3 separate regions of the Mus musculus genome follow, and regions 1 and 2 are each linked to region 3. The links are chromatin loops, found by intact Hi-C in ENCODE. Cell type or tissue: heart. All regions are shown on one strand.

Region 1 (8,000 bases), 110 kb before region 3:
CTTCAGCGCTTTGGGTGTGTTGTTTTTGTTTGTTTGAGGGCAAATATAGGGAAAATGACCCATAGGGAAAGAATGCAGAGTGCAGTGCCAGTCAAACTTGCTGGAGAGGGGAGCTGTATGAGTTGAGAAAGTCACTGATGGATTAATGTGGGTGGTGGTGAATTAAAGGCCTTAATGATGACTACAAGAGACAATAAGAATGGCTACAGTCTTTGCCTTAAGTTATTGGAAAGGTTGCTAAAACGTAGAACTACTAGAGAGAACAGAACAGGGAATAAGTGGACACACACACACACACACACACACACACACACACACACACACATGGTTGGAAATGCTATCCAGTAGTGGACATTCCAAGCAAGACTTGAGTTAAGAATAGCATTCAGGAGAAAGGCCTGGACTGATGCATACATTTTGGGGTCAGCAGCCTCAACATAGCTAAACCTGGGACTGGATGTGGTCAACCAGACAGAGAGTGAGCATGGACAGAGAAGCTAAAGAGCTGAAGCTTAAACCCTGCCGTCCTCCAATACTCAAAGACTGAGAAGTGAAAGCTCCAAAGGAGGCTGAGAGAGCAGCCAGTGATCCAGTACACTACCCAAGCAGCGTCCCGAGGGCAGAGATCCCACATCTGCTCTCTTGCTAGCTTGGACTTGCTTTCCTGTCTGTGGCTGGGTTAAGTATCCCAGAGCACCGATGGGAAGCCCTAAGGAACGTCCCAGGGTTTGAGCACAGTAGCCACTTGGGCTTCACACAAGCTGTATGGCTGACCTAGGACAATCTTTTCTATTGAGCAAACAGTACTTTGGTTTTCTCAAATCGGAGTCTCACTCGAAGTGTAGCTCAGCCTGATCCTAAAATCGTGAACCTCCTGCATCGTCCTCTCAAATGACAAGTAGGCTAAATCCAAGAAAGACACCTCTTCTAAAACCTGTGCGTGCCCTGGAATCTCACAGCCGTCTCTTCGCAGTCTCTGAGCAGCATCCACATAGGTCCTACTGTTTATTCCTCAGGGGCACTCCATGCCCTTCCCAGCCCAATTCCATTCAGATTTCGACTCTGCAGTGGAAAGGAGTTGGGCATGGTTTTCATGATGTTCTTTATTTTAGAGTTGAGGTCACAGATGTTGGAAACCCAGCCAAAGGTAGACAGGAAGCTGGAATTAGGATGCAGGTATCCAGACCCAAGACCTATAATCACAATTACAGCAGACTACCTGTGGCCAGAAGGCTGTGAATCCTGAGCTACTATCAGAAGATATTTTGTCTACCCTGAGTTCAGGATGAAGTCATCCACATGTGGTATCCACATGGACATAAGGCAGAGCTTCTCGGAGAATCTCTCAGGAGAGCATCATCAGGACACTTTGACCAGGCAAGAAGTCTACTCTAGGCTTCAAGGGGCTGAGAGAGTCACTGCAGTATATAAAGGACAGTCAAGATCTGGGAGCCGGGTAACACTCAGCCTAGTGTCTCGGGCCCAAGGCTTGTGATGTCTTTTTCTTTACATGTTCTTCTCAGTGGTTTACTCTGGGCTTCTCAACATCGATGGCCATGGGACCAAGGCCATGTTAGTTAGTTCTCAGCTCTGTTAGCCTTGCCACCCTCTCAGATTCCAATCCCCTTAGGAAACTTTTCTCTTTCTCAGGGGCCCAGATGCAGCCCAGCCTAGGATTGCCTGTACCTCACCCTCTTTGCTAAACCTTTTGCCTTCCCACCCAGAGCTCTGAGGATTCCATCCCAGCAAAGAACAGTCAGGGAAAGACAGGATTCTCAAAGGAGTAGCTCAGAAGGGCACACTCCTAACAAGGGCATTGTGGTGCTCCCGAGAGCTCTCTGGAGAAGAGGGTCTTCATACTCAGCTCAGAAGACGTTCTCCCTTCCAGTGACCAAGTCAGCCATCGCCGTCTTCCCTGGCTCACCACCCATCACTGATTCACTGGAAAATGTGAGAAATTACTTAATAAAGAACTGCCCTGGGGAAATGGACAGGTAATAGGCTTTAAAGAAATAATTTAATCTCATGCTTCGTTTAGTAAGAACTATGTCCACAGTCCTGCCACCAGCAAGAAAAATAAACAGCAGATAAGCAGGGATGGGGATGAACAGGCTGCCAGAGGAGCTTTCTGGTTAAGTGACGTTTTCCTCTCTGTGTATAAGTGGAGCCATGCCGAGGAAAGCCATGCCCTCTACAGTGAGGCAGGCCCTGGGACTCAGACCAGCCTGATGGCAATCATAGAACTAGTGTGAGCCATGTGACTTTGGGAAAATGATTTCATGCTTCGGTATTCCACGCAAGGAAAGGAGGTGACAATGTACATTTAACTTTTTCCATGTGTGTACGCGTATGTGTGTGCATGTGTGTACATGTGTGTACATGTATGTATGTTCCAAGGGTCAGGCATTATACTAAATGTGGTAGACAAGACTGAGCATTATTTAGGAACTCTGCAGGCTACAGGGACAGAGCAAGAAGAAGGAATGGCAGGGGAGGGGCCAGTTGAGAACAAGTCTGGAAAACATTTTTTGGTAAGGCGTGCAACTGGCAATGGATGGCGTGGCTCAGAATTCCTGGATGGGTGGATTCCTGTCCTGCTGATAACTTCTGTCTCCTTTCAGCCTCCTAGAACAAGAGCCAAACATAAATCAAAGTTGCACTAAATGGAGGCCTTAGGCAAAAGGTGGGCTGCAGTATGATACAGACTCTAAGCTTAATAAGGCTTCCTGCCTGTCCCTATGTCTACTCCAAGGTTTATGAACCCACCAGCTTCAGGCTGGAACTATGTGAAAGAAACTCAGACAGATAGAAAAGGCCACAGAAGCAAGTCTGCAGAGTAAGATGGGCAGCTAGGTGACAGGAGACACATGACAACACCCTGCCCACTTCCCTAGGAGGCCAGATCCTACATCACCATTAGCCAATATTTCAGTTGCTGCTTCTTTAGGAACTTCCCCATAGGATGGGCCAAAGATCACCCTGCACAGTCCTCTCCCCTAACGGAGCAAGGGGAAGAGTCTGGAAACTTCCTGGGGAGGTTGAAGGCTGGTGAGACAGGGGAATTACAAGGTGTGGTTTGTATCTTTCTAGCCTTTTTCTCCCAAGACTGACCAGGGTGACCATGAAGAACACAAGCCTGAACCTGCCCCAGGCCAGCTGATAGGGTGACTGACTTACCTGGGATACAATGAGTACCTGCTGCAACTAAGCCACTCCAGCTCCCAGCCCTGATCGCTTCAGCACCATTTTCTTGGATTAAATGGAGTTTGACCTCATAGTCACTGTGTATCAGAGGTGAGGTTAGACCAGTGCAGGTAAAATGGGAACCGGCCAGCTGCCTTGCGTTCCTCCATCTCCTCCCAGCTTCGAAGGCTGAGGCATTTCCTTCTCAGGTGAAAGTCCCTCTCCCTCTCCCCCTCTCCCTCCCCCTCCCACTCCCCCTCCCCTCCCCCTCCCTCTCTGGGGTATCGAGGGTAGAAAGAATATCAGACCCAAGGTGACAGCTGTGTCACAGAGGAAGCAGTGGCTGACTACATTGTATGGTTAGTGCTACAGTGTTTTACTCGTCCTGGGCACAAAATATCTTAGAGCTGTGTTGAAACAGAGATGACCATCCTCCAGATTGGATTTGGTATTATATACTTATTACTACTATGCTAATTTCTTCCTCTGATAGCAAAAATAAATTAGAAATGAAACGTTTTTTAATGAGAATTTGAATATAACATGGCAAGCTCAGCCTGGTGGGACAGTCCCTTCATCCTAGAGAAGAGTGAATTCAAAACCTTCCCATGCTGCACTGCAGGGTGAGTTCAAGACCAACCTGGGCCATTCAGTAAGATCCTGTCTCAAAATATAAAGGGAAGAAGGCTGGGGATGTGACTCAGTGTTAGAGCACCTTGTCTCCATGCTCAAGGCTCTATATAAACAAAACAAACAAACAAACGAATAAATAACAAATATTCAGGGTTCTAGGTATTCCTTATGCTGTGAATAAAGACTAAATTGTCCTTGGGTGGCAATTGGGGTTTTCAGGTGCCCAAGGCTTGCTCTGCCCACCTTAAGGTTTATTCATTCCCATAGCTTGAGTTTTTTGGAACCTGCAAGGTCTATGGTCTGGCTTCCTTACAGCACTGTTACTTCCTGACACCGCAGCCAACATCCTCCTCCATCAAAAACAAAGGAGCCCTGGCTCAGATGGGAAGCTGCTGGAGAATCTCACAGAAGGAGAACCAAGAAAAGTGTGAGTTAGATGCTTGTGCTGTTTCTGTCACACTCACAGCAGCTGGAGAGCTAGTAGGGATCATAGAAGAGGAAACTGAGAAAGACCCGGGCGGAAGAAGGAAGGAAGGATAGTAAATTAGGATTTTATGTTAGTCAGTGCTAAATATCTGGATACCTGGAGTTAGCAGAAGAGAGGTCAAACTGGAAAAAAGAAAAAAGGAAACTTGTGAAATAATAGATAAATTTTCTGAACAAATTGAAGGAGCAGCCTCAGATAGAACAGACTCGGGCAGAAAAGAAAATCAAATCCATCTAGGATATGGGGGAATTGTAAATGATCAAATACAAAATATTCTACAAGCCTGGAGAAATCACCAAGGAGCCCAGTTATAAAATTAATAAGCAAAAACCAGTGGTGTTTGTTTTATTTGTTTCTTTCTGTGTTGTTTGTCTTTTAAGACAAGGTCTTTCTATACAGCCTTGACTATACTGAAACTCACTATGTAGACCAGGCTGGCCCTGTACTCACAGAGATTTCGCTGCCTCTGCTTCCTTGGGATTAAAGGTATGCACCACCCTGCCCAGCTCAAGTGATGATTCTTATACCAAGCAAATAACTGGAAAATACAACAGAAGATATCTCATTTACATATTATTAATGAATATGCATCTCCAAGAATAAAACCAAGAAAAGACCCTAAAGAATGAGAATGCTACTGCATTTGTATTTTGATATCATAAATAGAATCAGGGACTATGACTATCATAAAGATAGCAATTCTTTCCAGTGTGACTTCTAAATTAAAGCAATATCAGGCTGGGTCAGCAGGAAACTGTGCTTGCCACCAAGCCTGTTGACCAGAATTCAATACCCAGGGCATGGAAGGAGAGAACTGATTTCTCAAAATTGTCCTCTGACTTCTATGCTCACACTTTAAATACACACACACACACACACACACACACACACACACACACACACACACACATACCCACAGAGAGAGACAGAGAGAGACAGAGAGAGAGAGAGAGAGATAGAGACTGACAGAGACAGAGACAGAGAGACAGAGAGTCAGAGAGACAGAGAGAGCCACAGAGAGAGAGAGAGCGAGACAGAGACAGAGAAAAAGAGAGAGAGAGGAGAGAGCAAATAAAATAAAAACAATAATTAAAAAAAAAACTATAATTGAAAATGGGCCAAAAAAAAAGTGTCAACAGACAACATTACCAAACATACCAAAGATAGTATGTGGCTGCCCAAAAAGCACATGAGAAGAAATTAAAGTCATTATTCATTAGTGAAAAGCAAATTAAAGTCACACTAAAAATTCATACTAAATTTAGTGTGCTAAAATTAAAAACGGATTGTGTCGAGTGTTGGTGGGGAGGTGAAACAAGTAGGTTTATAGGCTCCTGGAAGAACCACACAACAGAACAATTAATTCGAAAAACGGTTCGTCAGGGTCTCAGAAGGTTGAATCTACCTTGCTATATAACTCAGCCACTCTGCTGTTAAGTCTTCACCCAAGAGAAACGAAACCATGTGTGTCCACAAAGATGTGTCTGTGTCTGTAAGAGTCCCAGCTGCCAGCGACACAAAGTCTATCAAGAGAATAGATAATCAGTCACACACATCTCCGGGGCGCTACCAACATTCAGCCAAAAGAACAGGTAAATATAACACTGATAAAACCAAAGTAAGGAAGCAACGTGAAAGAATCCAGCAAAAAAGAAAAAGAAAAGTTCATCCAGGAGAGATGGTGGTTCATGGGTTAGGCTGAGGATTTGAGTTCAGTCCCTAGGATGTGTTGTCTGAGCACACACTCCCTGCCCTGGGACTGCACCTCACCACAGGCCCCAAGGGAGCCGAATGAGCACAGGCTGAAAACACCAACACTTGTTCCCACCTAAACTGATGTCCTCACGTATGTCTGTCAAAGCTAAGGAAGGCTGACTAAAGCCCTGTGGTAACACACAGCACTGCCCAAGACCACAGTGCATGCACTACAGTAGGAACAAAACAGAAAAGATGAACTCGGTCCCCATGCAAGGATGGCGTGTGATTGTGTGGAGCACCCCATATTTTCTTTTATTTTTCTTTGATTTAAGTTTTATTGCATTATGGTGAGAAAGGATATATAATTTCAATTTATCTGAATTTGTTAACATCTAAAAACATATTTTGGGTAAATAGACTTACATCACATTCTTCTTTCCCTTTTGTACCCCAACTCCTACTGGAGAGCTCCCCTCAAAACCTGTAATACCTTTCGTTTTTTATCATATTCTTTAAAATTTATAAAATATTGTAACAATAAAAATGACTATTATAAAAGTTGTTTGTCTGGTGTAGATGTTTGTCTACAGCAATACTGAAAATACATATGTTTTTCTCAATATAAATTTCTCAAATAACTCCAAATATATTAACTGTATGATATTTTAAAATAATATATCACTATTAGTTTTTTAATGAACATAAATAGATAAAGTCTTTTTGTTTGTTTGTTTGTTTTGTTTTTAGTAGAGTTTAAAATCTTGGCTCTTACTGTGGTACAAACACAAAATAAGAACAATTTTTAGACATTGGAGTTCATTGTAATAAGGCTGTACTTGAATGTCCCTCACATCACCAAAGGATTTTACCTCCATAGTAGATAAGCTAAGAATTGACAGTTCTGCTGCGCCAAGGAATGAATTGTAGGCACGATTTTTGGAAACAGATTTCCTGCTACAGTCAAAACTATTTGATTTGAATGATTGTCATCATTCTCAGCCTGCAGGGAACAGGTTACACTCATTTAAGAAATGGTGTGTACATTAAGATGGCCCATCCACGAAGCCATTCATCAACTGTTTCAATGAACAATGGTTCTGCTTGGAGGGTGGCACAGACGTTAGGTGAGTGTAAGATTCTGGTTCATTGGATGTGGTGATTTTGAAAAGCATTCATCTCAGAATAAGAGTAACTTATAAAGTCCTCTTCTTCAAAATTGATACAATAATTATAAATACCAAGCAAAGCCTTCAGTCTCACTCTTTACTGTTCTCTTACAAGCCACCTCCCAAATTCATTGTCTACACTTCTTTTGGCTGTATAAATAATTTTGAAATATGTAAGTTGTTCTGAAAACCATAGTATAGTATAAAAACATCAATAAACAATCTTACTAATAGACAGGTTGAGATAGGAGAAGCATGATTTCAAGACCATTATGTGGCACACAGCAAGACCCAGTCATGTACAAACAAGCAGAAAGTATATATGGATTGTACAATATTGGACCTATTTCTCCCATTACCAAATCAGAGAGACTATAGGATGACAGCTGACAAAATTCTTATTTCTCTTATTTTTGAATTTCAATCGATTATGATATATTGGTAATATTAATTTTCATATTAAGAGATATTTTAAGAAAAGAAATTGCTACTTCCTGTTAATTTTTTTGTTGGAGGTGGAAATATGTTTGTGTGAGTTTGTTGAAAGATTACTTTCTTGCTTTTTCTAGGGTGTAGTTTCACTCCTTGTGTTGGTATTTTCCATCTATTATCCTTTGTAGGGCTGGATTTGTGGAAAGATTGTGTAAATTTGGTTTTGTCATGGAATATCTTGTTTTTTCCATCTACAGTAATTGAGAGTTTTGCTGGGCATAGTAGCCTGGGCTGGCCTTTGTGTTCTCTCAGGGTCTGTATGACATCTGCCCAGGATCTTCTGGCTTTCATAGTCTCTGGTGAGAAGTCTGGTGTAATTCTGATAGGCCTGCCTTTATATG
Region 2 (8,000 bases), 140 kb before region 3:
CATACGTACATACACTGTACTCACACAGAGGCACAGACAGGCTGTTGCACGCGCGCGCGTGCGCACACACACACACACACACACCAAAAGAGAGAGCAGGAACTGAAAAATACTCCCACCCCAAACCATAATAATAATCGGAGAAAGGCTATGGGTTTTACCCTATTCATATTTTCTAAAGTTTTCCATAATAAACAAGCATTACTTTTAGAATTAGAAATGAAATTATTTAAAAATCAAAGCTAGACTGCCGTGATCCTGAAGTCAGAAACTTTGCAAAACTGTCTATGTTCATTGGCTTTCCCCGTATTACTTTAAGCATATGGAAGTTGTGCAGTGCTCAGATCTGGTGAAGCACGTTTATTCCCACAAACATTTGTCACTTCTTTTTGATGACATCATTCAGAACCATTTCTTCTCAATTTTCTCATTTAATCTGAATAAGTAAGGGAAATATCCTCTCTGACCTATCTGGCAGGTGAGAGCCTGGACGTGCGACAGCCTGGGGTTGGGGAGGACTGGGCCTGAGCCCTGACTGTGCTTGGGGAGGACTGGGCCTGAGCCCTGACTGTGCTTGGGGAGGACTGGGCCTGAACCCTGACTGCTTGGGGAGGACTGGGCCTGAGCCCTGACTGTGTTTGGGGAGGACTGGGCCTGAGCCCTGACTGTGCTTGGGGAGGACTGAGCCTGAGCCCTGACTGTGCTTGGTGAGGACTGCGCCTGAGCCCTGACCTTCTAACTTCAGATCTTCTTTTGCCTTTCAGAATCTGAATCATTTGACCTAGGGAGTCTTGAAACAGAAGGTTTTCAAATAATTTCTTCTTCTTCAGTTTTGTTTTTAAAAGTTTCATAAAAACACCCCGTTCTTAAAAAAACAAAAGTTGTTGGTGCAATGATGTTAATTAAACAATATTATTTATTATTCGGAGAGGAGGAGAAACATTTTTTCCAGAACCTGGAAAGTGGTTTGCAAAATACTTGTATTTACAGGGAACAGTGGGAAGGCACAAAAGATGCTTTTTAAAAATTTTTAATGGCATAAAAGTAGTCTTGCTATAAAGGCTACCAAGCAAGCAGAACACTCTACATACAATCTGGCATTACATGTGCTTAAAATGAATGCCAAAACTTGGGATACAAACACACACACACACACACACACACACACACACACACACACACACACACAGTGCTGGAGAGCTCCCGTGTTGTGCCGTGACCTTGGGGACTAGACTAGACATGTCTTTATTTCACACATGCTTTCTATGATTTTCACGTCCCATGCCTATAGTAAATGCTGACAACTTTATAGCCAGAACTGCCAAGATTAAAAAAAAAATGAGGCAAACTTCTGAGTTGGGGAATATTGCTAGTAGAATTGTCTCCCAGGATTCCTGGGACAATTAAATGAGGTAATAGATGGAGATGTGCCTAGCATGGTGGCCTGCACACAGCAGCTGCTCAAGAAATGCAGGTATATCCCTACCTCCCTGTTCGTCTGCCTCACACCCACTTTCTTTTCTGTAAACCCTACATCACTGGCACTGTATCTCTACCTCTACCTCACTGTCCCTCGTCACCCAAGTGACTTTACCTCCCAGCAGGAGTCCCCCCTCCACCCCCAGAGCTACTGCCCATCCCCTTCCCTCCCTCAGAGAGGGTGTCAGCAGAAGCCCTGGGAAGCCTTGTTAACCCAAGTGACAGCCGCATCCCTCCACCTGATAACTCATATCAAAGTTTTCTTCTCAGGATGGCAGTTCAGGAGGTGAGGTTTTCTTGACCTGGAAGAGTGAGTGGTTAAGGTTTTGTTTGGGAAAATGGTTTCTTTCTATTCTGTCTGTCCCCGAATCTGGAGTTGACAGGAATATCCAGAAGAAGGCAGAGAGATGACTCCGGAAATGGCTCCTGTACCAGCCATCCTTTCTCCATAACTGACATCCTCCTGTTAGGGTTTAATGGTGGTGATGAGCTTCCTTCCGGGCACCTTTACAATGTTGCCTTTCCTGAGAGCAAACACATGGATGCTCTGAGTTCTCAGGACGCACGTACAAGAAGCCTCATAGGAAGCAACGCCGAGGGTCCGGATTCTCCCCCTGGTAAACCTATTCTCCGCCTCCTATCATGCACTGGGGACTTCTGTATCAGTGTGATGCAGGGTGAGGTCAGGCCTCACTCGCTTTATAGATGAAAGACTGAGACAAATGCAACAACAAAGCCTAGAGCTGCTGGGGCTGTTAATGCTTTGAGGATGACTGGTTATTAAACCACCACTATAGTGGACAATCATGAGACACGTATGTGGGAGATGGTTGAACTTGAAGTCTCTGAGCAGGCCAAGGATTGCCAGGAACAGACAGCTACAGGAGAGTGGGAAAGCCTTTGGATAGGAAAAGCTCTCAGAACTGGTCCATTGCTGGGACAAGACTGGTGAAGGAGATCAGGGAGAAGTATATCCAGGGGAGTTAGAGTCAGTCTGCAGAGAACCTAAAATCCCAGACCCCGGTGTATGAACCTTGCCCTTTGGGCAAACCCTTGCAGGTTTCTGAGTAAAGGGGGTGACCTGGAAAAGAAGCTTCAGAAATTTCACGCTAAGCTGTGAGTCAGAGACCTTCCATTCCATCCATGGGACATGACAGGGACGTGGATCAGGACTTTGAGGACTGGAATCAGGAGACAAAGACAGAGTAAGGATCTTCAAACACCCCCACTCCACTGACCTTGGGCAGCCCAGCACATGTTTATAAGAACTTGGCCTCTGTTGCAGAGGCGCCACAGCCCCAGGAGTGCTTAGGTCCCTAGGGGAGGGAGAGGAAGCCCATCGATGGCTAGGGTTTCCAGGAGTTGTGTGGTCAGCCCAGACTGGCACCCAGAGCAGGGGTGGAGTCAGGGAGAGGGGTGGCTGCTCCTATTCTCTTAGACACAATGCCTCTTGAGCCAGCCATTTTTCTATAATGAAAATGAGACTTTTCCTCCTATACCAGCCTCTTGCCTACAGGAAATCTGTATCCTAGAAGTCCGCAGCTGTGAATACAGTCTATTAAATAGCTAGAAGCATGGTAGAGGTTGCCTTTTGAAGGGTTCTAAAGCCTTCTCTGCGACCAGAGAGGTCAAGTAAGGACTGTTGATCATTCTGCATTTCATTATTGAGACCTAGTCTGTACCAGCTGCTGGCTACTGAGGACTCTTGAGGGGAATACAGCCAGTCACGGCCAATGGGACCTGAGAATGCATCAACTTAGAACTGTACTATGGCCAGACACTGGCTGGTGGATTTCTGCACCAAGTGTCATAGATGCAGTAGATGGAGTTAGAGTGGGCAGGGGGGAAAGTAGATAGAGGCTCCACAGAGAATGTGATGTGGTACAAACTCTCAGAGGAAGAGACACATGGGAGAAACCTGGGTCTGAAGTCTGGACCTACTGAGCCCAGAGCCCTGGGTCCCGGAAGGGGACCACAACTGGAGAGATCAATTGGATTCAAGTGATGTGGATGTCAGTAGACATCCCAAAATGGATATGATTTATTTATTTATTATATGTAAATACACTGTAGCTGTCTTCAGACACACCAGAAGAGGGCATCCAATCTCATTACAGATGGTTATTAGCTACCATGCGGTTGCTGGGATTTGAACTCAGGATCTCAAGAAAAGCAGTCAGTGCTCTTAACCACTGAGCCATCTTACCAGCCCAGCCCAAGTGGATACAGTTTATCCTGGCAAATCATGGGCGCCACTGAAACACAGATATGGCTACTCCCCTATGACTGGGGTGGTGGGCACATTGCTAAGAGAAAAACCAACAGGAAGTTCACTTTTGCCAGCCAGACTTCCCAAGCTGGGCACAGTCCTTCCTCTTTTCTTCACCTATAATGCTCTTCCCAGGGAGCTGTCTGCTCCTCTCTCCTCTTATCCATCTCCAGGCACCACTTATTCCTACTGTGTGTATGCTGCACTTACTATGTCTGCTGGTCTTTGTCAGTCAGAGCAAGGATGTTTGTGGTCCTCACTCCCAGCTCTCTGCTCCTTGCTCTGTCCCCAACAGGCAGATGACACTCAGCAATTGTTTGTGGATAGCGTGAGTGAATGGATGACTGACTGACTGAATAAATGATTGATTGAATGAATGAATGAATGAATTTTTTTCCTCAACACAGAGCCCTAAGAAGATGCACAAGAAGCAAGAAATACCTTCTTCACTTGTGGGAATCAAGGCAGGAAGGAATGCCCCCACCTCTGCTCTAAGCCTTCAAGGTCTGTTTTTGGTCCCAGCGTGGTGGCACAGTCCCCTCCCCATGCCCAGCAGGGCACTTGGCATAGCCCAGGGCGACGTGCCACTCCTCGGCAAGCACTTCCTCCTTCAGTGGGCCCCGCCCTGCCAGGCTGCCTGCTCTGTGCCTCCCGGAAATGCCTCCCTGCGAGGCCGGCTGGCTAGGTCCTCCCAGAGCGACAATGGCTTGCAGGAAGGGCCAAGCAGAGGAGGAAGCCTGGGCGGGGCTTTCTAGGAAGCGACCTTTGCAGGCCTCCTCTCAGCTTGGGGTCACCAGGGCCTTTGGTTGCTTTGTGCCAGTCACTATGCTCCCTGCCAAACCCATTTCCACAGCCACAGGAGACCCTCTGAGTAGGGCCCATGACACTGAAACTATCCTGGTGTTCCTGTATTGATTCATAGCTTTAGATTTAATTTAGACTTAAGTGAAAAAGAGAAAGCCACAGCATTCTATTAGGATTGTTACGGGGCACTCTCACAAAGGCTGCTAATTCATCCGATTTTTTTTTTTAAATAAAATGATCGGAGGCAGTGTGAAATCTTGGCTGAAATTTTAGCTAGTAAAAGTAGGAGTGCTCTTTATTAATTTTTTCCCCCACTTTTCTGTAACCTTAAAAGTATTTCAAGCCCCAGGGTAAGTAGCACTCCCTTTTAATCCCAGCAGAGGCAGGAGGATATCTGTGAGTTCAAGGCCAGCCTGATCCAAAGAGAGTTCTAGGAGAACCAGGACTACATAGAGGAAACCATGTCTTGAAAAAAAACAAAAAAACAAAACAAACAAACAAAAAAACTAAATCCAAACCAAACAACAAAACAATGTACTTCCAATTAAACCTGAAGTAAAGGACTGGCAAGACGGCTCAGCTGTGAAGAACATAGATTGCCATTGTAGACGAGCTGAGTCTGGTTCCCAGCGCCCAATTTCCTGGAACTCTAGCTCCCAGGAATCAGATGTGTCTGGCCTCTGTAGATAGCAGCAGTTACACAGGCACATACTCACGATTTAAAAGTCTTTTAAAAAGTGAAAGAAGCACCAGGAATAGCCAGATTTGAATTTTCTTTTCCATGACGACCTCTTGGAGGTTTCCTGACTTAATGTCCTGGATTTGACCTTTGGCAGTGGTCTTCAATCATCCGGGAGAGCAAGGTGCCATGGTATCCTCTGGAGGACAAAGGAACTTGCTTGCTTTCTCCCCCAACCTTTTCTTAAAATTTAGGATCAAAGGCATGCACTACCACCTCTAGCAAGATTAGTTCTGTGCTCTTTTTGATTACATGTATGTGAGTGTGTGTACGTGGAGGAGCGTGTACGCAGGTGGGCACAGGCACCCACAGAGGGTCCTCTGGGCCTAGATTTGCAAGCTTGGGTGCTGGGAACTGAATTTGGCTCCTCTGCAAGAATAGTCTATGCTCTTCGCCCGTAAGCCCCTGAGTCATCACACCAGCCTCAAGAAGGAGCTTTCTAGACTCTCTGGAGTCTCCAGAGCTGTACAGCTGCTTTGCTACGCAAAGGGTCAGCACTGGTTACTCGGCTTCCTGTAGGGTTTATTTCCATCCTATCCTCTGGACCTGTGGTGTCGGCCCATGAAGGAGACAGTGAAGAACAAACCTGAAAGCCACCAAATGTGTGTTTTCCTGAGACCTGGAAGGAAGGAGAAGAGCAGAGGCTGAGAAGATGCTGGGACTCACTGGATCCTCTGGGTGAGGGAATGCTGGGTCTCACCGGATCCTCTGTGTTCATGAGAGTGTTTTATGAAGGCTCCACTAACTGAAGATTGCAGTAAGAGAGACTTGAGTAACCCCAAGATGACACTAGGATATGTTCACATCTCTGTCTGTTCACATCTCTGTCCGTTCACACGCTGAGAGGACCTTTCTCCAGAATAAATGCCTAGGCTCTTCCAATAAGACCCTTCTCTCTCATTGGACATTTACATCTGATGAGAATGAAGATCCTAAGCATATTTTGATGTCTTAAGACATCTGAAATAGGTATAGAGGGTGGAGCTCAGGTGGCAAAGTTTCTCTTAGCATCACACAGCCTCGACTGGTGCTCAGTGCAGCATGATAGAACATTGTGGTGCAAGCCCATAATCCTAGTATTTATTGAGCAGTGGTGGTGTGAAGAGCAGCTCAAGGCCATCTTTAATTGCACAGTGAGTCTGAGGCTACTTTGGAATATATGAAACCGTGGCTAGATAGAGAGATAGATAGAGCACTGAAATCATTATATATACTAGAGGAGAGTGAGAACCATATACATCATATATATGATATGCATGTGATATGACATGATACACACATGTGTGTGTATGTAAGAGAGTGGGGAGAGAGAGACAGAGAGAGACAGAAACAGAGACAGACGGAAATAAATCCTCTGGTACCTCTAAGAATTGAGAATTGGTTGGGATTGTTTTGCTTAAAGGACTGTTCTATAAAGATTGGTAAATGATCAAACTACTGTCTAGGGAAATGACTGCTTATGGCCATCTAAGCCATAAAATCACTCTCAACTACGTACTTCCTGCTCAACTGGGCCATAGAGTTTGTTGAAGATGGAGTGCCCTTCCAGACAATTTAGTCATAGGCTCAGAAATCTTAAGCTTCCTTTACAGGAATAGCTATCCATGAAAATTACCCTTGCTATCACCCGGGAGTTGGAAAGCTGAGAGCCTGGGATATGGTTCAGTGGTACATAGTGGTCTAGTCTGTCCACCATGCATGTGCACGACCCCAAGCTTGATCCGCATATTCCCACTACCAAAGGGTAGGGAGATATGCTAAAAATTCTTCACAGTTGGCTCAAGAAGCCAGGCCTGGTGGTGTAAGCTTCCAGGAAATTGAGGCAGGAGGATTGCTATGAGTTTGAGCCAAGCTTGTGTGCTATAGAGTAAGATCCAGGACATCCTGGGTTACAAAGTGAGCTCCTTTCTTAAAATGAATAAGAAATATCTATATCTATCTAATCTATATCTATCTATATATATCTATATATCTATACATCTATACATCTATATCTATACCTATACTATACCATCTATCTATCTATCTATCTATCTATATCTATATCTATATCTATCTATCTATATATCTATCTATCTATATCTATCTATCTATCTATCTATCTATCTATCTATCTATCTATCTATCTATCTATATATAAAGTTTAGCTTGACTCAAACTCCTTCAGACACATTCGTGACATTCAGCTGTCCCTCCATTATGCAGAGCTTTAGCGGGTGGCCAGAGAGGCATCTCTCTGTGGATGTGCTGCGGTTAGTCAATCACAAAAGAAGGATGTGTGTGCCTGAAGGGTCTCCAGAGCATCCTTCTAAGAAACCCTTTGTCCTTAGTAACTCACCCAGAGCTAAGCCAGGTCCTGGGGGATCCTGCACACCCCCTGCTCGGCCTGTGCACTGTGGGCACAGGAAGCACGCTTTTGCCACTTGCGGGTTTTCTTCTGGATCGCTGGCTGTCTCATTTTAACCCTGGGCAGTTACACTGGGCCATTCACAGTGGCAGGTCCACACTTTACAACTCCCAGCTCCAGAGCCTTACATGTTCGGGAAGCCTTGAGAAGAGAGAGAGAGAGAGAGAGAGAGAGAGAGAGAGAGAGAGAGAGAGAGAAACATCCCAGGGATGTAGAGACCTGGATGGCTACTCTGTGAAACCTGGCTTTGGATCCTAGAAACCCATCCTACCTACCATATAGCCTCTGGGTATAAGATAGTT
Region 3 (8,000 bases):
TAAAAAATTATTTTATTATGTACATATGGATATTTTGCCTGCATGTCTACGTACCACTTGCTTGCCTGATACCCATGGAGGCCAGAAGAGGGCAGTGAATCTCCTGAGACTGGAGCTATGGTGGGCTGTGAGCCACCACGTGGGCACTGAGAATCAAACCTGTGTCCTCTGGAAGAGTAGCTGGGGCTCATTAAGCCATCTCTCCATCACTCATATTCCTATTATTTTAAACCCTAGATGCTGACACAGAACTATGCACGGTGAGAGGACTGATCTGAGGAAGGGTTGCAGAGAACAAGTCTTAGGCAGTTAAAGGCTGAAGCCAACAAGAGGTGCATGGTAACAAGACAGCTCCTAAAGATTCTCTGTGTGTGCCACAGCAAACTGCTTCTCCAGAAACAATCCAGATATTAATACACAAATGCAAGATGTTCGTTATCTTATATTTCCTATTTACTTACTTGTGTGTGTTGTGTGTGTGTGTGTTGTGAGTGTGTGTGAGTGTGAGTGAGTGTGTGAGTGTGTGTGTGAGTGTGTGTGAGTGTGAGTGTGTGTGAGAGTGAGTGTGTGAGTGAGTGTGTGAGTGAGTGAGTCTGTGAGTGAGTGTGTGTGTATGTGTGTATGAGTGTGTGTGTGAGTGAGTGTGTGTATGTGTATGTGTGTGTGTAGTGTGTGTGTGTGTGTGTGTGTGTGTGTGTGTGTGTGGAATGGGTTTATTTGGGGCTATGTATAGGAGGATGGATAAAGACATATTTACAAAAGTACTGTATCTTTCTTACCAGGGCTTACACCACTGAGAAAAATGTCTGTCTTCCACTCAACAACTGTCAATTGCCCAGAGTTCCTCCGGAAGGGTTGGGGGTCTCATGTGCGCTCACATAGTATGGGTGTCCACAAATCACAGTGCAACCTCCAAATGCCCAGAAACACAGATGCTAAAGCAGCGGTTCTCAACCTGTGGGTCACGCCCCCCTCCGAGGTTCATGCATCAGATAGCCTGCTTATCAGATTTACATTATGATCCATAACAGTAGCAAAGTTACAGTTATGAAGTAGAAAGAAGGTTGTAAGGTTGAGAACCTTCCTAAGGAGATCTATGGATAGAGACCTATGGATAGAGGTCTCTACTTAGAGAATAAGCAGAACATTATAGGGTAGAGACCAGCCAACTGATCCAGTAAGATTTCCTGGTGGAAGAGAGTCTCAGTGCTGATGTAGGTGCCCCTGACTACATTGCACTGTTGTTGAGAAGAGCTCGCGGGCCTGCAGAGGCGGCTCACTGGTTAAGGGCACTTGCTGCTCTTGGTTCCCATCACCCACGTGGTAGTTGGACAATCATCTCTAACCCCAGTGCAGTGGATCTGATGCCATCTTCTGGACTGAACAGATACTGTGCACACATGGTACACAGACATGCACGTAAGCAAAACACCCATACACGTGAAAGAAAAGTAGAGCTTTCTAAAAAGAGAACGCCTACGGACGGACAATCTTCTGATGGCGGTCACTATGTCTCAAGACACAATGCCTAGATGAAAATGACAGCATTGGCACCCGTCCAACACTAGTGTCTCTTTATTAACAGGCAAATAGTTTGACGTTCCCTTGAAGGGCTGGGGGGTGGCTGAAGTGTGTTGTGGCTACATAGTGTGTATAAGGCTCTGGGCTCAACCTCAACCACACACAAATGAGCAAAGCAGAACTCAGCTCAGTACCTCTGAGCAAGTTCAGTTGGGCAGGGTTGCTTGAACTCAGTCCCAACTTAGGTTTGTTTGCCTTTTAACAAGTAATATATATTATAAACAGCTGTGTTTTTCATGAACTCTCTGCAACTTGAGGTTTAGAAAGGCCCAATCCTTTCCACTAAACACCTAAGACTCTTGAAGAGTGGATAAGTTAGAACCTACATAGCATCCCAATCGCTGGAGATCCAGCAGTGGTAAAGAGACTGAGATATCCTTCTGCCCGCTCAGCCATTCCTCACTCTGGGGTCCTGCTTGGGACACCCTCCTCCCACTCCTTCACCCTCATCATGTCATGGGTCCTAACCGCCTCGGAGATGCCAGCTGTTGCCTCACAGTTGGAGACAACAGCTTCAGACATGAAAGACTCAGCCCCCTAGCCTGTCACTCTGCGTTTCCTTTAAGCAGTGTACAGACAAAGAAAACAGAAGCCCCCGGTGTTTTCCTTTGTAAAGCTTCTCCTTTCCTTCGACTTAGCTATTCTTTTTTTTTTCTTTTTGCCTATGAACTTGAATCAACTTGCTTTTAACTTTAAGTGTCTATGCCGGAGAGGGATTAAGTGACCACGTCCATTGGGCAGTAGTACAACAACCAACAGCGAGACAGTCTGCTGAAGAGCTCTAGAACCTTTCCTCAAAATTTTACTAGGGAGAACAGAACCCAATTTTCCATGGAGACACGTCCATTGGGCAGTAGTACAACAACCAACAGCGAGACAGTCTGCTGAAGAGCTCTAGAACCTTTCCTCAAAATTTTACTAGGGAGAACAGAACCCAATTTTCCATGGAGACACGTCCATTGGGCAGTAGTACAACAACCAACAGCGAGACAGTCTGCTGAAGAGCTCTAGAACCTTTCCTCAAAATTTTACTAGGGAGAACAGAACCCAATTTTCCATGGAGAATACCTGGCTTGACAATCGACAGGAATGTTTCCAGTTAGTAATGGAGTTAAGTACCCGTTTGTGCAGTGAAGAGAGGGAGAGAGGGAGGGAGGAATAGAGAAAGAGAGAGAGAGAGAGAGAGAGAGACAGAGACAGAGAGAGAGACAGAGAGACAGAGAGACAGAGAGAGAGAGAGATGGCTCAGCCGCTAAGAGGTTAAGAGCACTGGCTGCTCTTCCAGAGGACCTGGGTTCAATTCCCAGCACCTACGTAGCAGCCGACACCTGTCTGTAACTCCAGATCTAGGGCTTCTGAGATCCTCACATTGACATAGATGCAGGCAAAATACAGTGAACATAAAGTAAAAATAAATTATATGTTAAAAAAGAAAACAACAGGATCAGGCTCTGCCACACCATATTTATTTAGGTATAGGAACCCCTGAAGCTCTCTGTGTGTGCTTCTCTGTTTTCATATCAAATGCGGGTACTGACAGGTTCCGAGTGTCTGGTGCTAGATGATCTTTTTCTTAAAGATGGCGAACGCTGGAGCTAGAAAGATGGCTCAGTGGCTAAGAGCACCAACTACTTGCTTATCCAGAAGACCCGGGTTCAATTCCCAGAACCCACTAGGTAGCAAGTGTCTGAAACTCAGGTTACAGGGTGTCCTCCAGTGCTGTATGCATGTGGTATACGGAAATACATGCAAATAAAACACCCATACACATAAAGTAAAAATAAACAATCCTCAGGACTTTAGATTAAAAACAAACGGTGAGCATGAATCCCAGGTGTTTGTGGTACACGCCTATAATCCCAGCACTGGGGTGGCAGGGGAGAGCACATCTCTCAGAGTTACAGGCCAGTCAAGGCTACATAGCAAGATCTGCCTCCAAGCAAACAAAATCAAGTAAATGCAAAAATAGCGAGCCTGATCATTAATCCAGGATTTCTTATCAATCAATTGACCAATGCATCTTCGAACACTCCCTTATAAGCCAAGACAATCCCAGGTCTTAGAAATATCCCTTGGGCATCTATAATGTTTCAGGCTTCCTGTGTGGGGCTGTAGAGACCATGCAGGAGTTTGCAGGAATCTGCCCATGGGTTTCAGAGATTGGGAGGAAATGTACTGGCCCCCTGCTGTCAGAGAGAATGGAATGAGAGACTCCTGTCAGCCGGGTGGGGCTGTTTCAGAGCCTGGGGAGAGACTTCCTCAGACTCGTCTTACGCCATAAACAGTTCAAGGCAGTCTGGCTCCAACAGGCCATAAACCATAGTGTCTACAGTGAGCGAGCGTGCCAAGGTAGAAAGGAAAGCCGACCGACTACCTGTGTATTCTTAATCCTTTAAACCCCAAGAACACGGAACCATTTACTGGCATGGACACCCCATAAAAGAAGCTGAAAGGGTGGGGACGTGAAAATGCTTTGGTTAAATTAAGTTTTGATGGCTAAAATGACTTTAAAATACTTTTGCTTGTAGCAAACATTTTGTGTCGAGAGATGGTCTTCTTCAGGGGGAGTAGATATGCGTGGGTTACAGGGACGTGTTACAGGTGACTTAGATGGCTTGCTTTTCATCATTGCCCGAGTTGGGTTTGTAACTGCCTTCTGGACACAGGCGAAGTGCCAGAGTCACACCAGTAATTCCATTAACACATTAATCAAGGACTTAGAAGATGCTAGTTTTTACAGGGTAGATTAATTATTTTTCTTGGCTTAATATATATATTAATATATAAATATATTATATATTATTATATATAATATATACATTATATAACACACACACACACACATATATATATATATATATATATATATATATATATATATATGGGGGAAAGAGTCTTTTGATTTTTCAAAGATGGTGGTATCCTTTGGGGGGAAAAGAGTTCAATACAGTGTGGAAATGAAATCATAAGATTTCCTGATGGGAGAAAGGAAAGGAGGTGACAGGTACAAGTTTCTGCCTTCTGCCTTCTCTGACTCTTACGGTTCAAAAAGCCTTCCAGAACCTGGTCAGACCCTACAGGACGTGCCCACTTGCAGATCTGGCTGTGTTCCACCTAAGATCCGTGGTGGCAGAGGAGGCCTTTGAAACACAGCAGCTCCCGAAGCCTGGGGAATCACATGATCATAGAACTCGAGGGCTGGAGCCGGGGTTTGCTGCCTTGGCAGTACTGATAGCTTGGGTTGGTAGCTCTCGGTTGTAGTACCCTCAGTATGGATGCGCATCTCCTCCATATCCCAGCTCTGCTAGGTTCCAACAGCCCAAGTCCAGACATTGCCAAACGCTGTCCCTAGTGTTTGAGCACCTCGGTGCTAGAGGACCCATAAGAATTACCTGTTCTCATTGAGAAGTACTGAGTTGAGCATATTTCCTCCAAAGCATGGCAGGTACTTAAGTCAGTTCCACTTTCTACCTGAGCAGGGGAATTGAATTTCCCAAGTCGTTGGCTGTCCTGCCAGGATCTCCTAGAATTTTATGAATGAAGACTTGTGGCCTCACAGGTGGACCCAAGTGAAAACCAGGAAATCTCAACATGGCAAATATGTCGTTCTTAAAGACATAGTGTTATAGGCATTGACGACTCTATGTACACGACAGCAACAGGAAACTGTGAATCCTGAAGCCAAAATTAAAACGTGTTAACTAAGTTGTACCAACAGACTGGGTGGTTGTGTTCATTCTCTCCCTGCTAGCTTCCCTTGGTGAGAATCTAGCACACTTCTTTCCTTCTTTCTCTCTCTTTCTTCCCCTCAATTCTCGGGTAGGGTGTCAAGAAGCCCAGGCTGCCCTTGGACTCCTTATCTGTCTAAGGATGACCTAGAACATCTGCTTTTCCTGCCTTCAACTCCCTAGGGCTGGGATTGCAGGATTATGAAAAGCAGTGCCCAGGACCAAACAGCTTTGTGCGCGGTAGGCGAGCACTTAGCACAGAGCTACACTCCCCAGCCTGAGCCAGACATGTCTGTTCTGTGAGAACATCCAGTGTGCTTCTCAGTCAGGTTTGAAAGCATCTCTCTGCAGGCGTGGCTTTATTTGCTAAGCAGTGATGGATGCTAGGAAAGCAATTGTGAGTAGTGTCCTCTCCCCCAGCACATGATACAAGAAGGCATCACGAGAAAACCTGAACCTGTCCTGGGCAGATCGACTTTTGATGCAAGTTGATAGAATTCTCCAACTTCCAGGGCCAATCGACTAAACTTTGAACCGGTGGCTGTGTATTACACGTGCAGAAATTGTATTGATGAGATTTTAAATGCCTTCCTCTCCTTTCTCATTTTATAAAGTGACATCATTTAGCCAGAATCAAGAATGCCGTAAAAAGTACTAACAATCCAGCTTGTTTCTACTGCTTAGGGGTGTGTGTGTGTGTGTGTGTGTGTGTGTGTGTGTGTGTGTGTGTGTGTGTGTGTGTTTGGTGGGTGTAGCTTTGTTTTTCTTTTTTTTTTTCTTTTTCCCGCCACAAAAATAACAGAAGGAAAGCTGCTACTGTAATCAGCAGCAGCTGAAGGCATTTCCTGCGTTTTTATATCAAGCTGGGTTTTTTTTTTTCCATTACATACCCAGTGAACTCCAGTTAGGTCAAATTGGAGAAAAACAGGACCAACTATGCCTCCAAACCCACAAATATGCCTACTTAGCTCTGCTAATTTTATCATGTTTACTGTGGAGTTTTGAGCCAGAGACAGGAAAACCTCGGGGTGCTACTTGGTCTCCTAGGAGATCGGATCCCGGTACTTCCTCCTCCATCCTGATCCTCCTCATTGCCAGCACCCTAAGGTAGAGTGTTTGCTCTATCTGCAGGTTACTCGAAGGGGAGGGGCTTGGATCAAGTCCTACTTGAGGAGAGGGTCCCAGGTTCCTGGGCTCCTGGGCCAGTGACCAGGCTGGGTCCTAACCTTGTTTTAATGCCTAGCTACCTCCCTAAGAAGGGCAAGGTGTTCTTCCCTGTGCCATCCTTCCATGTCCAGCTTTAGCTAAGGCCACCTTTTTTGGTTTTTCTTCAGAGCCTCCTATTAGGAAGCTCTGAAGCCAGCTTCAAGTGTAGGAACCATGGAGTACTATCTCATTTACCCCTGGCTTTTGTTATTTCAAAGCTTTCCAGAAACCAGTATTGACTCTATATGATGCAAAACAAAAAACAAACAAACAAAACAAAACAAAAAAAAAAACAAAAACCTTGTCAGGTTTCTTCTTTAAAAAAAATATTTATCTGGGGGCTAGAGATATGACTCCATGGTTAAGAGCAGGTACCACTCTATCAGAGGACCAGAGAGGACCAGAATTTAGATATCAGCACCAGCATAGGGTGTCTCATAAACTTAGGTAACTCTAGCTCTCAGGGATCTGATGCCTTCTTCTGACCTCTGTGAGCATGTATATACACACACAAACATACACACATAAATATACATACAAATACACTCAAATATAATACACACACACACACACACACACATACATGCATAGAGAGAAAGAGGGGGGAGGGGTTGGAGCTGAAGCGATGGTTCCAGAGTTAAGCTTGAATCGTTATCTTTCAGAATACTCTTGGTTCCCAGCACCCAGGTCAGAACTCTAGTTCTCAGGGTTCTTTACAGACCACTGCATTCACAGGTACATACCTCTCATACACATAATTAAATCTTTAAAAACTGTTTATTTGCATATGTGTGTGTGTGGGGGGGGATGTTTGCATGGATGCATCAGGCCACCACAGGGAGCTTGTGATGGTCAGAGGACAACCTGCAGGAGTTGCTCTCCTTCCTCCACCATGCGTTCTGAGGATCACACTTCCTCCGACTGGGTCTCAGACAGCATTGCCTTTGCTGAGTATCTCTGGGATCGGTCTCTGCATTTTTATAGGAAGTTCAGTGTGGTTTTCCCACAGCTGCCAGGAGCTAGTCTGTCTTCCAAACCTTCTTTGCCAATTTGGTCAGCTTTGGTCAGTTTCTTTCTCCACCTTGACCCACAATCACCCACATATGCATTCTCCTCGGTGGGTGGATTTCTCTAGATTCCTCTGAGCCATGCTTGCCTTCATCATGGGAACAAGTGCTTTATCTCCTTAAAGGACGGCACCACAGAGGCGCGTCTACCTGTGCTGACTGCGTAAAGCCGTCCTCTCACTTAATCCTGTGAGATTCCCTGGCTCCAATCAGTTATTCTTCAATTCTCCATGCCTCTTACTAGCATTTTTTTTTCCTGCGTGTTCTCATTAATCCCTGTGCCCTGTGTTGTTCAGCATCACAGTCTCCCAGACCAATAGAGCTGGCATTGACCTCAGAGGGAGTGGACCCCAGCTGGGAATAGTTTTACAAGATCAAGAATTAGAAACGCTTTTTTGTCCTTCTGCGGTTACTTCAG

What was found. A loop is a pair of places that touch in the nucleus more often than their neighbours do. Peaks named below come from ENCODE experiments on the same cell type or tissue, not always from the same donor. Only the 100,000 strongest peaks of a DNase experiment are listed, where the experiment ranks them.
Region 1: a loop joins it to region 3, with 2.1 times the contacts of the local background. A loop is called at or near these places in 3 of 42 quality-filtered maps.
Region 2: a loop joins it to region 3, with 2.2 times the contacts of the local background. A loop is called at or near these places in 2 of 42 quality-filtered maps.

What each region holds. Positions count from the first base shown.
Region 1 is chr17:86,701,609-86,709,608 of GRCm38, reverse strand. No RefSeq gene overlaps it. Among named protein-coding and RNA genes, the nearest start is that of Gm52297, 36 kb to the right of the region's middle. In heart, no CTCF peak of the experiment used is centred here; a DNase peak (open chromatin) is centred at 4,178.
Region 2 is chr17:86,728,679-86,736,678 of GRCm38, reverse strand. No RefSeq gene overlaps it. Among named protein-coding and RNA genes, the nearest start is that of Epas1, 21 kb to the left of the region's middle. In heart, no CTCF peak of the experiment used is centred here; DNase peaks (open chromatin) are centred at 2,808 and 4,408; H3K4me3 peaks cover 537 bases; H3K27ac peaks cover 1,810 bases; H3K27me3 peaks cover 638 bases.
Region 3 is chr17:86,591,578-86,599,577 of GRCm38, reverse strand. All of the region lies in intron 11 of Prkce (protein kinase C, epsilon), which reads right to left. Among named protein-coding and RNA genes, the nearest start is that of Gm52297, 74 kb to the left of the region's middle. In heart, CTCF peaks have their summits at 84 (motif pointing right), 1,377 (motif pointing left) and 3,768; a DNase peak (open chromatin) is centred at 6,387.